2 separate regions of the Homo sapiens genome follow, and region 2 is linked to region 1. A link is a contact called in ENCODE Hi-C or POLR2A ChIA-PET data. All regions are on one chromosome and are shown on one strand. The core of a region is the stretch at or near the end of the contact, and the rest is flanking DNA. Distances in the headings are between cores, read along the strand shown.

Region 1 (3,315 bases), core at 488-2,987:
TCTCAAAAAAAAAAAAAAAGGAGTGCTGGTTTAGGAGGTCAATGCTGGAGGATCACTTGAGCCCAGGAGTTCGAAACCAGTCTGGGCAACATGGCAAAACCCTATCTCTACAAAAAAAAAAAAAAAAAAAAAAAAAAGTAGCCTATATTCCCAGCAACTCAGGAGACCGAGGTGGGAGGATCACCTGAGCCTAGGGAGGTTGAGGCTACAGTGACCCATGATCGCGCCACTGCACTCCAGCCTGAGCAACAGAACAAGACTCTGTCTCAAAAAAAAAGAAAAGAAAAGAAAAAGAAAAAAGAGCGCTAGGCTTGTGGGTGCTTTCCCTTCCTTGGTGATACTAACATCTGTCGCTGGCAGGGTACTTCCCAGCCCAGATCAAAATGAAGTGGGCTTTCCCTACTTTATGTCCTCAGATCTTCTCTACTACCCAGTGAGGGACGAACTGACACTTTATTACGGAATCACAGATGAGATTCCAGAATAAAGATTCTTTATTCTTTCCAAAATAAAGAAGTAGTATGATTGTGATAAGAAAAAAGGAGAAAAGAAAATGTTATTAAAAAAATTGGCCAGGCACGGTGGTTCACGCCTATAATCCCAGCACTTTGGGAGGCCAAGGTGGGGAGTTTTGCTTGAGCTCATGAGCTCGAGATCAGCCTGAGCAACATAGTGAAACCGCATCTCTACTAAGAATACAAAAATTAGCCAGGTGTGGTGGCACATGGCTGTAGTCCCAGCTACTCGGGAGGCTGAGGGAGGAGAATCGCTTGAACCTGGGAGGCAGAGGCTGGAGTGAGCTGAGATTGCCCCACTGCACTCCAGCCTGGGCAACAGAGTGAGACTCCGTCTCAAAAAAAAAAAAAATAAATATATAAAATAAATAAAAATAAATTAAAAATGACATCACAGCCCAGGCACAATGGCTCATACCTGTAATCCCAGGACTTTGGGAGGTTGAGGCAGGAGGACAGCTTGAGCCCCAGGAGTTTGAGAGCAGCCTGGGGAATATAGTGGGACCCCGTCTCTACTAAAAAAAAAAAAGTTTTTAATGACATCACAGACGCCAGAATTGATTCACGAGAGTATATGTGAGAGCTGGTCTATGAAGGCAAGAGTGGCGGGTTTCTCCCCATTGGGGAAAAATAGAAACAACAGGCCCACCCAGGGGCCTCATACCTAATTCTACCACAACCCTGGGAAGGGCTCTGGAAGCCAAACCCTCCCCACATGCTAGCCCCAGCCTGTCTTACCCGTGCCTGGAGGGTTCCTTCTGGAGTCTTCTGGGCAGCTGCCCTGGGGAGCAGGGGCCCGTGGAGCTCAGCCAGGAGGCCTTGCGTAGTTTGCCTTGGGAGGTTATTACAGCCAATCCACATAGATGCGAAAACCAAACCAAACACAGCCTACCAGGAACAAGTAACGATTTGTTCCTTTCTTTTGCTTTTTCTGACAGTAGATGCAATCTATCGTGATTCTTAAGTGTTTTTGGGCTAGTGCCCATTCCATTGTTTTTGCCCAGAGAGGCTCACCAGGAATGAGCTGGAAGGAGACACAAGCCCCTAAGTACCTCGGGACGCTTGCTTGGTGAACAAGAGGAGGAAACTCAGAGAGCAGGGCTGCCGGCCTCCTTGTCTTTCGATGCCTCGTGTGGCCACCCCACCGCACGAGCCATAGCCAGCCATCTGTCTCAGTATTTCATTCTCTTGAGGCTGAGCTAGTGTAGTGGCTGTGTCAGGAACCCTGCCTGTTTGTGCAAAGAATTCATTCTTCCAAGAAGGATGAGGATCAAATTCACCTCCACATGGCACACACCGAACACCGAGGCTGTGAAAGGCTGGCCCGTGAGTGTCTCCAGGTTCAATATCGATTTGTCAATTGTAGAGAAAACCAGCAGTTCTAGTTCCCAGAGACCACCCTGTGAATTGAAATAAGAAGGAACGGGGAGAAATTGGAGCTATTTTTAAGCTCAGCTTCTGAGGCTTATTTTAGGAGGCATTATTGATCATACTTCGGGGAAACCGTTCTGCGTCGCTGGTGCCAGTGTCTACATGTGCACATGTGAAGTGTTGGCCTAGACTCCTGAGACCATCTGTGTGCCCAAGGGAGGCTGCAGCCCAGAGGAGAATTCGGACTGAGGCTACTTTGCACCAAAATTAGGCCAAACTCATGAAAGGGCCATTGTTGCAGCTGCCCTGGGAACTGTAACTTAGAAGTGATTTTGTGCCCTTACAGCCTCTTTAGTAAATGAATTGAGTCATAGCATTTGTGATCCTTCCGCATGTACTTTGGTACTTTTCTGTACTTTTCTGTCCTCTTTTTTGTTTGTTTGTTTGTTTGTTGAGATGGAGTTTCATTCTTGTCGCCCAGGCTGGAGTGCAATGGCACGATCTCAGCTCACTGCAGCCTCAGCCTCCCGGGTTCAAGCAATTCTCCTGCCTCAGCCTCCCGGGTACCTGGGATTACAGGGGTGCACTACCACGCCCAGCAAATTTTTGTATTTTTAGTACAAAATGGGTTTTACCATGTTGGCTAGGCTGGTCTCGAACTCCTGACCTGAGGTGATCCACCAGCCTTGGCCTCCCAAAGTGCTGGGGTTACAGGCATGAGCCACCGTGCCCAGCCTCTGTCCTCTTAATGAGTTACCATGATCTAGGGCACCTGATTAGAACGTTGTTTTTCCAAACAGCATCTTTTTCTCATCGGTCACTGTATCACTCTGATCACTGCCCCTTGAATCTTCTTCCTCACCCTTTATTTCACCCAGATGAGCCAGGGTTTACCGTATGTGGGACTTCAGGTCATGGCACAAAATGGTTCTCAACCCTTTTGTTGAGCACCGGTTTGCTGGTGCTCTTTTTAGACACAAACCCTGGAATAAACGTGCCCTTTCCCTCAAAGGGACCCCACTGTGGATTCCTATCCACTTTGTTATCCTTTTTACTCTTAGATCTCTGCCTCACCACTTTCCCAGGCAGCCTCTGCTTTTTCATCTTACTGTTCTCATTTTCGCCTGGTGCGTTCGTCAGCGGCTTTTTATGTTAAACTTCGCAGATGAGCCACGCCTGAAGTTATTCCTGTCCTTCTTTCTCTCCGGTGTATTGTTGTTGACAGGTTTTTATCTGTTGTTTTGAATTTTCTGTGACCTTTGGGGTGGGCAGAGAAAAAAAAGGACAAATGTCCACCATCGGCCGGTCTGAACGCCACATTTAATGTGTTCTTTTTGAGTGTTCTAACCCTTCCTTCTTCCTGCACACATTTAATAACAGAGAACCAAAAAAAGCCTAGTTGCCTTCATTCATGAATATTTGGGACAGT
Region 2 (3,315 bases), core at 816-3,315, 100 kb after region 1:
CTCTACTAAAAATACAAACAAGTCAGCCGGGCATGGTGGCGGGCGCCTGTAGTCCCAGCTCAGGAGGCTGAGGCAGGGGAATGGCGTGAACCCGGGGCGCAGAGCTTGCAGTGAGCCGAGATTGCGCCACTGCACTCCAGCCTGGGCTACAGTGCAAGACTCCGCCTCAAAAAAGAAAAAAGAAAGAAAGAAAGAAAAGCCTTGCTACTGATGGTGCCCTCATCACCTCTCACCTGGTAACTACAATAACTGCGATAGACTTCTAGGGAATCTCCCTGTTGGTGCCCCAGGCGCACTTGCTACTGAGAATGCTCTTAGTTAACTGCATGATCGCTCCCTCCCCTAGTTAACTGCATGATCGCTCCCTCCCCTCCTTCATGCCATCCTCAAAAGATACCCTTGGGCCAGGCACTGTGGCTCTGTAATCCCAGCACTCTAGGAGGCCAAGGGGGGAGGGTCATTTCAGCCCAGGAATTCAAGGTCAGCTTGGGCAATACGGTGAAACCCCATCTTTACAAAAAATACAAAAATTAGCCGGGCATGGTGGTGCATGTCTGTAGTCCCAGGTACTCGGGAGGCTGAGGTGGGAGGATAGCTTAAATCCGGGAAGCAGAGATTGCAGTGAGTTGAGACTGCGTCACTCCAGCCTGGGCGACAGAGCAAGACCCTGTCTCAAAAAAAAAAAAAAAAAAAAAAAGACATCCTCTCAAGGAGGCCTGTGGTCATCCTAGTGAAAATTTCACATACACAGACCACTCCTTCCTCCCCCACACACCCACGCTTTATCTCTCCCTTCTGAGTTTAATGTTTTTCTTCTTACCACCTATCACAAAGTAAGTTATGAAGCATAATAATAAACTATATCCTCTTGATCTCACAACCCAGCCTAAAAATTAAAAGATTATCAGAGTTCAAGATCACCTTGGGCAACAAAGCAAGACTCCATGTCTGCAAAAAATACAAAAATTAGCCGGGCGTGGTGATGGATGCCTGTAGTCCCAGTTATTCGGGAGGCTGAAGCAGGAGGATTGCTTTATTTAGCCCAAGAGTTAGAGGCTGCAGTGAGCCATGATAATGCCACTACTTTTGAACAACAAAAGACCTATTAGCATTATAAAAATAGACTGCATTTGATTCCTTCACAGTAGCTGGATATTCTCCTTTTGCCCATGTCGTCATGTTGGGGCAATGAGAAACAACACACATGGCGATCTGGTGGATGCTTAAATCTAAACTGAGGCACTTTGTCACACTGGGTACATTTGTTTAGTAATTGCCTATTAAATGGTTTCTCCCTAAGAACATCACAATTTATCTTTACTTATTTATTTAACATTATTGATTGAATCTGCCATGCTTATCTGAGAAACATACATTTCTCCCGGAAATAAAAACCTTGCCAAAAATCACACAGGGGACCTTCAACTTCACCTTCATCAAACTAGTCTGAATTTCCTGTAAGCTGAGGAGAGATTTTCCCCACTGGGGCTCAGAGAAGGGGAGTCAGAGAACTCAGAAGGCCTGAAAGACTGAAAAGACTGGAGATCTCTAGAGGGTTCCAAGAAACTTGGGGGGAATTAAGCATTTCACGTAGGAACAGCACGTTATTGGGAGTTTACCTACAGAGATAAATATTTTTTCTTTGGCAGATCGTTCCACAAGGCCATGGATGGAATTCCTAGGGAGTTCCCTTGCAATTAAAAAAAAAAAAATCTAGCTTATTTATATTCGACCACTCCCTAGACCCATCTACAGTCTCTCAAGTCCCCACCTAGAACAGCACGCAGCCGATTCAGGACCCAGTAAGCAGCACTTCCGCGCCTACCCTATCCCTTCCTGGAGCACATCCGGGACTCGGCGAGGCGTGGTCTCGGGAGGCGGAGTCTGACGCAAGCCGGCCCAGCCCACCTGGCTAAATTCACAGTCGCGCTCGCTCCTTCCGCCCGCCAGAGGTCGCAGGCTGCGAGAGCAGGTTCCTGGTTTGGCAAGCACTCGCCCCCTCAGGCCCGTTCATTCTCGCGAGAGAAAGCGCGAGGCCTGCCGGGAGTGAGCGCGGCCGTACTTAGGTTTGCTCAAAATGGCAGCGCTGGAGGAAGAATTCACGTTGTCTTCGGTAGTCCTGAGCGCCGGGCCTGAAGGACTCCTAGGCGTGGAGCAGAGCGACAAAACAGACCAGTTTCTAGTGACAGACAGCGGCAGGACAGTCATCCTCTATAAGGTGAAGGCAATAGGTTTGGGAGCGCCCCGACTGCCTTCTCGCCCCTTTCTGAGCGCGGAGCTCGAGCTCAAGTTTCTCACAGCTTCAGAAAGAGATCGTGGAGAAGGCTTAGCAGAGAGCCGGCTGGGCCTGTTGGGGACGCTGAGTGAGGTCTGGAATCTGGCTTGCTTGCCTTCCTGTAAAGGCATATTTCCGACTTGCAGGGGCAGAGCGTCTGAGTGCACGTGGGTTAGACTCGGAAAAGAAAGAAAACCTGTGCTTTTGCTTCGGAACTCGCGGAATTGGCCTTGCTAAGATTCCCTCCTAGGGTCTTTATTATCTTAGCCGCCCGCGGGAGGATGGAACGGAGATTGGTTGGGCGGGAGAGGATGACACTGACAGAGTGGGAATAGTGGTTTAGCCGTGTCTACACTTCACACCCCTCTCTTTGTAGGGGCGGGGACAATTTTAGAGAGTGAGGGACTTTCTTGATAGCTCGCTAAGAATCTTGCCTCCAAGTGAGTTGTCTGTTGGCATCTCTGATTCACGCTGGGAATCCTGGAGTTGAGTCCTGGGAAAATCTGCAAGCCCTGCCCCCATTTCAGCCTAAAGCCTGATAGAGAACACTTTCTAACCTTGCTTTTGGTGGTCGCATAGAAAGCAGTTACTTTTCTCTGGGCTGCTGAACATAGTTTTCCATGTTTTAAAGAAGTTAGGTATCTGCTTTGACGTTTTGAGAACAGGTTGCTAACAGCTCCCTGTGCCGTTTTGACTCTGCTAACTCTATTGGGTTTCACTTGGGATGTCAAGTAGATTTGCAGTTTTGCAGCTCCTGCATAGGAATACAATGGCAGATTGGAATTGGATAGACATGATCCCAGATGTCCCTACTTAATTTCCCATGCCGCTGTTCAGAGGCATAACTTCCCATGCAGAGGCATAATATAATCAATTTTTAAATGTACTATTGTTTTTTTAACAAAGGGTTGCTTATTTACTTATTTAGGAACTTAGTTATATTTTCATTTTAACTACCCTTTTAGAGGTTTGGCCGGACGCGGTGGTTCACGCCTGTAATCCCAGAACTTCGGGAGGCCCAGGTGGGTGGATCACTTGAG

What was found. Hi-C counts contacts between places; a loop is a spot of excess contacts on that map. ChIA-PET counts read pairs that join two places held with the same protein, here RNA polymerase II (POLR2A). Pooled maps may share reads with other maps.
Region 2: a loop to region 1 is called in a pooled map, with 2.4 times the contacts of the local background. The contact joins the promoter of NOL11 here to the enhancer-like site in region 1. A Hi-C loop is called at or near these places in 2 of 50 pooled maps. POLR2A ChIA-PET finds 5 or more read pairs at or near these places in 4 of 52 experiments (A673, OCI-LY7, PC-9 and 1 more).

Annotation. Positions count from the first base shown.
Region 1 is chr17:67,613,819-67,617,133 of GRCh38, forward strand. All of the region lies in intron 5 of PITPNC1 (phosphatidylinositol transfer protein cytoplasmic 1), which reads left to right. Among named protein-coding and RNA genes, the nearest start is that of NOL11, 100 kb to the right of the region's middle. Within about 2 kb of position 1,738, at least 3 of the 41 ENCODE cell types and tissues checked have a DNase peak (open chromatin) inside an H3K27ac peak, as active enhancers do.
Region 2 is chr17:67,715,871-67,719,185 of GRCh38, forward strand. NOL11 (nucleolar protein 11) reads left to right here and starts at 2,066. Exons shown (of 18, transcript NM_015462.5): 1 at 2,066-2,218. The coding sequence starts at 2,078. LOC101928045 (a long non-coding RNA gene) reads right to left here and starts at 1,808. Exons shown (of 4, transcript NR_188294.1): 1 at 1,772-1,808. RefSeq lists enhancers at 1,977-2,056, 2,127-2,316, 3,239-3,315 and a silencer at 2,587-2,676.